Regions from separate parts of the Homo sapiens genome. Here region 2 is linked to region 1. Evidence: read pairs that join two places in POLR2A ChIA-PET (ENCODE). Cell type or tissue: B cell. All regions are shown on one strand.

Evidence for each region. ChIA-PET counts read pairs that join two places held together with the same protein. Peaks named below come from ENCODE experiments on the same cell type or tissue, not always from the same donor. Only the 100,000 strongest peaks of a DNase experiment are listed, where the experiment ranks them.
Region 2: POLR2A ChIA-PET joins it to region 1 with 6 read pairs; 2 of 35 experiments call an interaction of 5 or more read pairs at or near these places.

What each region holds. Positions count from the first base shown.
Region 1 is chr11:118,440,767-118,445,766 of GRCh38, reverse strand. The region is part of intron 1 of KMT2A (lysine methyltransferase 2A); the gene reads right to left. Among named protein-coding and RNA genes, the nearest start is that of KMT2A, 6.8 kb to the right of the region's middle. In B cell, no CTCF peak of the experiment used is centred here; no DNase peak of the experiment used is centred here; H3K27ac peaks cover 3,479 bases.
Region 2 is chr11:119,744,951-119,749,950 of GRCh38, reverse strand. No RefSeq gene overlaps it. Among named protein-coding and RNA genes, the nearest start is that of NECTIN1-DT, 18 kb to the right of the region's middle. RefSeq lists an enhancer at 1,663-2,163. In B cell, no CTCF peak of the experiment used is centred here; no DNase peak of the experiment used is centred here.

The DNA.
Region 1 (5,000 bases):
CCTCCCAAAGTGCTGGGATTATAGGCGTGAGCCACTGCGCCCAACCCAAAACTGTACTTTTCCTCCTTAAACACACTACTCTTTACTAGTTATTCTTAAACTCTAATCTGCTTTTGACCATTCTGCTCAAGTTCCAACCCCCAGAAATTGCAACCTACAATTCAGCATTTCTTCTATAATTAAATGGTTACTTGCATTGATCTCTGTAGACCAGCACTCATTCTCCTCAAGCTGACACTTAAGAACAAATGTCATCAAGTATAGACTAATGGGTCTGAACCTGGAGCCCAAGAACCCTGAAGAGCCTCAGAGCTGTTATAAGGAACGACCAAGTGCCTCCTCATAAAAATATCAGGAACACTAGTTATAGAGACAACAGGTAGCAACCCCATTATAGCTGCCTTGGCCTGATAATTAGCAACTCATGGAGGCACTGTGTTCCTCGGTATCTTACTTGCCTATTTACCATCTTGTTCTCTTTCTTCTTTTTTGCCTTATCTTTAATATGCTTTAGTTGGACACTAATGTTGTTACCAAGACGGGTGGCTGGCCTTCAATTTGGTTCCACCTAGTTTATAGAAGAACTTGACACTCAGACTAATATCAAGAACATTCTAAGATTATAGCACTCAAATAGGTGTATGTATGCATACATATACAGGTATAACTTAATGTAATAAAAACCAGTTATTTTGATGAAAAAAAAAGATTATAACCCTGCTCTCCTTTCAATCTCTTGGTTCTAACAATTAGGGCTTCCTATGTGCCAGGCAAAATGCTAAGTGCTTACATGCATGATCTCACTTAAGCCTCACAATGAGACTATGAAGCATGAGTACCTCTCAGTTACAAATGAAGAAACAGAGGTATGGAGAGGTTCAAAAACTTTTCTGGTTGGGTGCAGTGCCTCACATTTGTAATCCCAACACTTTGGGAGGCTGAGGTAGGGGGACCACTTGAGGCCAGGAGTTCAAGACCAACCTGGGCAACATGGTGAGACTCCCATCTCTACAACAAATAAAACAATTAGCTGAGTGTGGTGGTGCATGCCTGTAGTCCCAGCTACTTAGGAGGCTGAGACAAGAGGATTGCTTGAGCCCTGGAGGTTGAGGCTGAAATGAAATGTTTGTGCCATTACACTCTAGCCTAGGCAACAAAGCAAGATCCTGTCTCAAACAAACCAAACAAAACACAAAAAAAACTTTTTCAAGATGGCTGAGCTTAGATTTGAACTCAGGCAGTTTAAATCCAGAGCCCATGGTCTTAACAACTCTTAATTACTATGCTAAACGATCTCACACCACTACAGATTAGATTATGAGATTCTCCCTTTCTTCTGTAAAGGTATTTATATATGCACAAATAAAAAATCCTAGCCAAAGAGATTACAAAAGGATTTCCTCATTAGCTAAGCTTAAAGAGATGTTATCCACAAGGTTTTACTGCTTATAATTAAAGGCAATAATCTAGGGACAATGTTTGTGTTTGATCTAAAAAGTGGTCAATCCTCATGGATGGACAGAAGTTGAATATGGGCATGTGTAAATATTTCTTTCTCTAGGTGTAGGATATTTATTAGAGATAAGAATTAACTTTTCCCTAGTGTTTAGAACTGAGATAGTATAAAGGACAGCCTAAAGAAAAAACTATTCTCCAAAACCCTTCTCACAAGTAATATCACTCTCCTAATTCAAGACAGAAAGCTACCATTACCTTGATGCTGTAAAATAAGAATGAAACAATGATGCTTCAGCAAAGCATAGATAATACAAGTGGATCTCTCTAAAACAGTATGAATGTTAGAAAGATTCATATCTTTTGTTGCTGAAAGACATCAAAACATCTATACCCAAACATCCCAACAAAACACAAAACCAGAAATGCAAGAAAATGGATAAAACACTATATACGGAAGAAACTCCAGCTCCTGAAATAAATGCTACTGGACCGATGCTGCCCACTGGTACTTCACAGGGTACTGCTGCAGCAATAATTGAAGGTAAGATATCTGGGGAAATCCCTTCAGTCTATTTGTCAAATAGAAAAACAACTACTCATTTCAAGGGAAGGGGAATTTTCATACACTGCACACAAAACTGCCAACTAACTCTTATATCTTTGTTGTTTCCTTAAAACTAAAACTCATTAGGGCAATACATTCAATTCAACATCTAAAAGTTAAACCAAGCTTGGCCTCTTAGAAGTTTTGGACTAATCCTTCAAGGGGATTTATATCATCCACAACAATTACAAATCACGTAACAAAATTCTTCTTTCAAATGTCTTAAGTCTTTAGAAGCGAATGTTTGGCAGCAGCTACAGTCTCATGGTTGGCTTCCCCTGGTGTGTAACCTGACAAGGTAAAAAACTCATTGAAATATTTAACAGTGGTGGTATGGATTTCTTTGGATAGGTCAAGAAAAGCGGCTCATCATTTTAAAAACATAAAGAACCATTTTATGGGAAGTCATTCCCTCAGTCCAAGTGTCTCTGTATTTCCTCAGGGTTTTTGCAGAGACTTTATTGAGGGGCAAAATGAAAAGGCTAACAAAAGGACCCCTTTTTCCTCCCTATTCCCAGCATAATCTACCTCAGCCACAGGGCCAGTAGCATCCACACTGTCATAAATGCCAGCAATTAGAGAATTAGGCCATAAAACCACCCACTCAGGTATAAGAGTGCAGGCCTCCAGCTTTATTTAATGCATGCCATAAAAGATCCTGTACTTCCTTCTCCCAGGCCTTCTTCAACAACCAATGAAATGACAATAACAACAACAAAAATAGCCCTTTGTCTGCGTAACCTCATACTGATGTGATCAATGAAGCCATCTGGGTCCAGGTAAAGGACTTAAGATTCCTTTTTCTTAATAAAAGATAGCATTTTCTCTAGCATGCCACATGTAGATCTAGTAAAGAACATACTGTATTTTGAATACGAAGGTCCTGGAAACTAAAGTCAAACTACTTTTTCCAGAAAAGCTATTTTATCTTATTCTGAAAATACTCTAGAAGCCTAGACAATTCCTGAAAATCTCAAGAAATAGTGGAGCCTACAAGGGTATTCTTAATTAACTCAACAATTTCCAGAACCTCCTAAAGTCTTTCTAATCAAAAGTTAACTCAGATCTGAAAGCTAACTTTAATTCAGTCTGTGTCTCAAAGCCGATACAACTTAGGAGCAATCAATAATTTCATCTGATTGTCTTGTCTTCAACAACCTCAGAGTCCACAAAAATCACGAGTCTGAGATTTACTCCACGACAATATTTTACTCATCAAGTTTCATAAACCAGTCTAGATAAGATCCAAGGAAATACTTTGTAACAGTGAACTCTGTGGCATCCTCTTTCCTACTAGTGCCTACAGGGTTAAGAATCTGATTAAAATGTAGGTACATCATGCCAGACTCATTAGTAATTTAACCTTTCTTAATCCCTGAAAATAACATATGCAAACAAAGGAAGGTCCCATCCCAGCAATCCTCGAATAAATTCCTCCCAAAGTAGTGATAGTCACAAAGCTTCCCCCTTCTCAAAGGTCTATGCCACTGGGCTCTCCACCTTGGCAGAGGAAGAATGGAAAGAGACAAGATATTCACAAAAGGCCCGATTGAAGGCCTTCAGTTAAGTGCTAGAAGGAAGCTGAAGCTCTGTGCCAACACTAGTGGAATGTGGGCAGGCACAAAGAGATCTTAATTAGGAGACCTACAATTAAAACACAGCGAGTTTCCAAAAGAGAGAGGCACTGCAGTCTGTTATGCCTCTGAGCAAGCAAAGCACTGTTGCCACCCCCTCTAGCCACAGGGTAAGGGAGGCAATTGGTATAGAGTCTGCACAGCTGCCCCACGGAAGGACAGCTCTAAGGTGAGCAAAGAGATGAGAATTAAGTCAAGATGGGAATAGTTTCTCTCAACTTCCAATAAGAAGATGGATCACTATTGTGTGAATGATGATTTCCTCCAGGAGTATGTGCCTTAAGATAATTAAATGGAAGTGAAAGATGGGGACATGTCATCTGGTTTTCAGTCACAGAGGAAGAAAAGTTCTAAAGACTGAATTTCTAATGCTCAGTATAAACCATTTCAGAACATATTAATAACTACATCCTATGAAGTAGGTACTATCACTTCAGATTTATAAATACATTGATGTATTGGATTTTTCTTTTCATTCAAAATTCATACACCTACAGGAATATACCACCTAGACTGAAAATAACTTCTCTTTTGGATAGTCTGGAATTCACAACAATGACAACACATTTAGCCAAACAAGAGGGCCTCTAAACACCAGATAATGCCTGGGATTCTGTAGGTTCTCAGAACTATGTGTAAAAACTTTATCCTCATTTTTCTTATAAATGAAACTGGTCAACTTCCCCAAAGTCCTTATGTTTTTTCCACACAACGAAAACTTTCCAAGTTGAAATTTCTCCTCCTAATAATAATGCCAGTTATATAGGCAAATGTATAATCTGATATTAAAAATTACCAAACAGAATCCCAGCTACTCAGGAGGCTAAGGCAGGAGGATCAGGAGTTCAAGATGCACCTGGGCAACATAGTGAGACCCTGACTCAAAAAAAAAACAAAAATTATCAAATCGTCTCACTTGACTCTGACTTTTGAAATAAACTCAGAATAAGAAATTCTGATTTGACCAAAAGTTTAATACAACAGAAAGGAATCATAATACTGACACAGAACAGATTCATGAGCTATTTAGTCCAAACTTTTCATTTTACAGATCAGAAATTTAAGGTTAAAAGTGAATTTGCCCAGGGTCTCATAACTGTTCAGTAACGGAGATGAGAGCCCACATCCACTGACTTCTACTCGGAGGCTTCGTGCACTCCACTCTGCTTGTGTTCCCTCCTTCATTTACCTTCTGCCAATCTTAGGACTAGCTGTGAAGGCAACGAAGGAGCAACTCCCACTCTTGGTACATACATGACCAGTAAACATTAAAAAAAAAAAAAAAAAATCACGCTCTCCTACTA
Region 2 (5,000 bases), 1.3 Mb before region 1:
TGCTTTACTGTTTGCTCAGCAAATGTTTCCAGGTGTCTCATTCTATCACCACAACTTCATGCAGTCACTGTTGTGATTATTATTATTATACCTATTTTACAGGTGAGGAAACAGACTCAGAAAAGATAAGCCACTTTCCCAAGGTCACAGAGCTTTTAAGTAGAACAGCTAGCACTCCAACCCAGGTCTGCTTGATTATGATCTTTGAAATAACATGAGTGACTATAATAATAGACAATCCTTCTATAGCACTTTCTACATGACAGGTATCAGCCTATAAACTTTATATATTTAAATCATTTAATCCTCATAATAAACCTATGAGGTAGATGCTATTGTTATTCTCATTTTACAGGTGAGGAAACTGAGGCACGGAGAGGCTAAGCCACCTGCCCAAGGCCAGTTAGATGGGGCATAAGGCAGAGTCACCATGAGGAGAGTCAGAGAATGGTGGCGCTGGGAACGGCCTTAGCAGCCCTCAGTCAGAGGCCCAGGGGGAGGACGGGACAGACTTGAGGCTGTGGTGGAGCAACCCTGCAACCCTGCACCCCTGGTGGCGCCTGCTGCTCCACAGGCTGCCTCTCTGACCCATCTGTCTCCAAGGATGCAGGGGTCTAGGTTGCCCTTGGAGTCTGCCCTTCCCTCCCCCTTCAGTTTGCCCACACTAGTGAGGGCAGGGCACTGCCTTGTCCCACTCCGTATCTCTTCTTCACCCAGCCCTATTGCCCCCATCAAGAGACACCCCTCGGCTGTGGAGTCAGGTATGGCCGAGTCCAAGGCTGCCCCACCCACAGTGATGGAAGAGGTGAAGGAGAAGGGTCAGCTCATGGCCAGCTCAGAGGCCTCAGGAAGGGTGGTGGAGAGCAGCAGAGGAGCCCCTCCACTCGGGTCTCTCTCTCCAGGTGACCTTGACCCAGCACAGTGGGCCTATCCTAAAAAAACGGGCCCCAGAGGGGGGCAAAGGGTGCCCTTGCAATATCATAGCTTCCACCCAGAGAAGGATACAGACCACGACTCTTCCTTGTCCCAGATACCCCACTTCCTCTCCCACCTCCACCTACTCCAGAGACACCTCTGCCCTTCTCAGAGCCAGTCCCTCTCCCAGGAGCACAGGCCCTTCTCTGTCCTTCTCACCACAGCTTAGGAAAGGGCATGGGGTGAAGGACACAGGCAAGAGGCAAGGATTAAAGGCAGCAAAGTACTTGGGAAACTAGAGAATTCCTCTAGCTTTTGCCTTTAGCCAATGGCACCATCCTGGTGCCGCCACCTGAAACCCATGGGGTCTCCACCACTTTGGCCTGCATGCTTTCCACAAGCTGAGCCACCTCTTCCCTAGGGGGCAAGGGGAATAAGAGGAAGGTTTGTTCAAGAGCTGCCCCTGGCCAGGAAGTGGAAAGACCCCTCCAGCTGGGCCAGGTGAGGTAGAGCAGAGGGAGAGAACACAGGAGCGGAGGCAGCACGTGCCACAGCCCGTCAAGGTGACCCTGACTGTTTCTCTTTCTCTTGCAGGTCCCCAGACACAGCTCTCCAGAGGTCTAGTGCAGAGGACAGAGCCGATGCACAGACAAAAAGAAACCCTCAGGGCGAGGCTGGGACAGGGCCCCAGGATGGGAAGGCAGGGCGGGAGGCAGGTTGTGGAGGGGCTGTGGGTCCCACCTTCAAGTTGCACTAAAGCACCTTGAGGAGGCCTTGTGCTGAGCTGGCTTGTTTCTGCCTCCCAGCTGGACCACAAAATGGGAGGAAACATCCCATAAAGTTGCCGAACTGCCTCTGTGGCCGGAAGTGCTGCCAGGGGCTGCCGGTTCCCTCTCTAATTGCTCTTAATTTCTATGATTTGCAGGTCTCAGGCTCATGGAGGGCCCATTCCCCATTGTGATGGACGGGCAGGCACAGTCAGCCTGTTGAGTCAGCCCCTGCAGGCTCTGACTTGGCCCGGCTGGGTCCTGCAAGGTATAGGGCACCCACCTCTCTCCTCCTCTTCCTGGGCCCAATCCAGAACCCTGGGCCACAAGCCCCCACTGAAGCTCCGTCCTTTCTCCCGTTTCACCTTTGCAGGAGGGTCCCGCGGCCTTTCACACAATAATAGAATGAGGACAGATGATGCGCTTGGGACCTGGGTTCAGGTTGGAGCTCTGTCATGTACCTCTGGGAGCCCCTCCTAGGGCCTGGCACATAGTAGGTGCTCAATAAATACATGATCCTCCACTGCTCCGCTGACCTACAGGGGACTTGGCCTTATACCATGTGAAATTTGGACATTTCCTTGTGACAGTGACTGAGGTACAACTGTGGAGTCAGGCTGCCTCTATCTGAATCCTGAATATGCTGCTGTCAAAGTAAACTTGGGCAAGTTGCTTAGCTTCTCGGTGCCTCAGTGTCTTTATCTTTAAAATGGGGGTAATAACATTACCCACCTTACATCCATCTTTTGTGTGAAAAACTTCAAGTATGTTGTGGTAGGCAGAATAATGGACCTCAAAGCTGTCAGCACCCTAATCCCTGGGACCTGTGAATACGTTGCCCTGCGTGGCTAAGGGACTTTGTGGATGTGTTTAGAGAATGACCCTTGATATGGAGAGAGGATCCTGGATGCTCTAGGTATCCCCGACCTAATCATATGAGTCCTTAAAACAAAGACCCCATCCTGGCTGGGTTAGAGAGACAGGTGATAACAGAAGAAGCATCTGAGAGAGAGATGCATTATTTGCTGGCTTTGAAAATGGAGTGGGGAGGGGAGTCACAAACCAAGGAAGATGGTGGCCTCCAGAAATCAGAAAAGGCAAGGAAGTGAAATCACCCCTGGAGCCTCCTGAAAGGAACACAGCCCTTCCAACATCTGGATCTTTGTTTGTTTGTTTTTGTTTTTGAGACAGAGTTTCACTCTTGTCGCCCAGGCCGGAGTGCAATGGCACAATCTTGGCTCACTGCAACCTCCGCCTCCCCTCCTGCGTTCAAGCGATTCTCCTGCCTCAGCCTCCCAAGTAGCTGGAATTACAGGTGCCCACCACCACACCCGGCTAATGTTTTGTATTTTTAGTAGAGATGGGGTTTCACGATGTTGGCCAGGCTGGTCTCGAACTCCTGACCTTGTGATCCACCCCCCCCCCCCCCCACCCTTGGCCTCTCAAAGTGCTGGGATTACAGGCGTGAGCCACCGCGCCTGGCCCCAACATCTGGATTGTTAGCCCAGTGAGACTTGTGTCAGACTCCTAACCTACCACAGAGCTACACGATAATACATTTGTGTTGCTTTATGCCATAAGTTCAATGTTTAAAGTTTGTGATAATTTGTTACAGCAACTACAGAAAACGAATACATATGTGTAAGCACTTAGAGCGGTGTCTCTGGCACACAGTAAGAGCTCAAGAAATGCCAGCTTTCTGTTATTATTATTATAGCACTGCAGTCACACAGGGGAGAGGACATGCTGTTGCTCCACTCCAGGGCAGCTCCTCCCTGGTGTGAGCTCCTCAGAGCCCACAGCTTGCTTCGCTGGGTACTGGAGACCGACGGCAAGACCAGGGGGTAGGGACATCCTCAAAACAACACGTCACTCAGCACAGCCACTGTGTGGGCATCGGACAGATGATCAGACTCCTGCCGTCCCTTTCTTCTAAAGAACAGGAGTGTGGGCACCCTGGAAGAAAGCAGTGGGAGTACCTGGCATAGGCATGATGACATTCCTACAGCTGTCAGTGCAGAGAGGACAGCCCCAGGGCTTAATTGCACCCTACCCCATCCTCACACAACTGGGACTACCAAGGAGACAGAGTGGCCGGGGCAGGCTTGGCCATTTAAATGGTTTGCCATCCAAACGTTGTGCCAGCTGGACTATGGGGGGATGAGCAAGGCCTACAGTAGGAAGGACTTCGAGTCAGACAGAAGGAACGTGGGATTCCTCAGAAGATCCAAGAGAATGGGAAGGGCTGCTTCTGAACAGCGGCGGGCTGGCAGTGGGGCCAGGCAGACAAAACGGTCTCCAGAGGTCCAGTCCTTGATGGGTTGTGGGTCCCCCACACAGAGCAAGCCCCTCCCAATGCCCACTCCTACAGTCCCCTCACTCTGCCACCCCCCGACCAAGGGAAAGGGAGGCTTTGCTCCCACAGAACCTCCAGCCTGCCCACCTCCCCTTCATCCTTGCAGAAGCCTTTCGTCCCGAGTTTTCCTCCTCAGTGGCTCCCACATCCTCCCTGGCTACTGGGGGTCCTCAGAAATCTGTCCCCAACAGATCTTCTACCTCTGAAGGGCCAGCGAGGCCCAGTTTTGTGACTCCTCATAGTCCTTGGTCCTAGGGTAAGAGCCTTCGCCTCAGACCAGACTGAGCCCAACACAGAAACCAGACTGTCTGCAATACCCACAGACCCTGCCCCAGGAGACAAGGGCCACTGGCATTAGACCTGTGCACAAAAGCTCCCTTCGATGGCAAGTTCCCTGAGGGCAGGGTCCATGCCTCTCTAGTAGGCCCACGGTAGTAAGGCAACACCCACTACAGAGCCTGCAGCCTCTCAGAGAGGGCCCTGGAGAAAACCTAACCCCTTGCCATTTCTCCCAAGAGGGGAACTTGGCAGAAGGAGCCACTCCAAAGAGGCCACTGCTTACACCACAGGAGTGAGCAAGGCTGGGGGGCAGGAGAACCACCACTCCCAGGGGTACCCTGAACGCAGCTAAAGGGGCCACTGTCAGCATGAACCCGCCCTTCTCACCACCAACCTCCCTTGACACATTCCCACTGCTCTCTGCCCCACCTCCACGTTCACCAACCACAGCACTTCTCCCTGATCCTCCCTCCATAGCCCTTATCCTCCATCCCCGAACTCACAATCTCACTTTCTGCTAAAGAAACTCCCCTTCCCATCTCCACCTCAACTCCAACTCTAATCATAGGACCACTGCTAGTCCCTGTGATAACTTTGTGCAAATTAGAAAAGATGCCTCTTTCTCCAGGTGGATGCAGGCCTGATGAGAAAAGCATAGGCTGGATTTCAGCCCCCAACTCTTT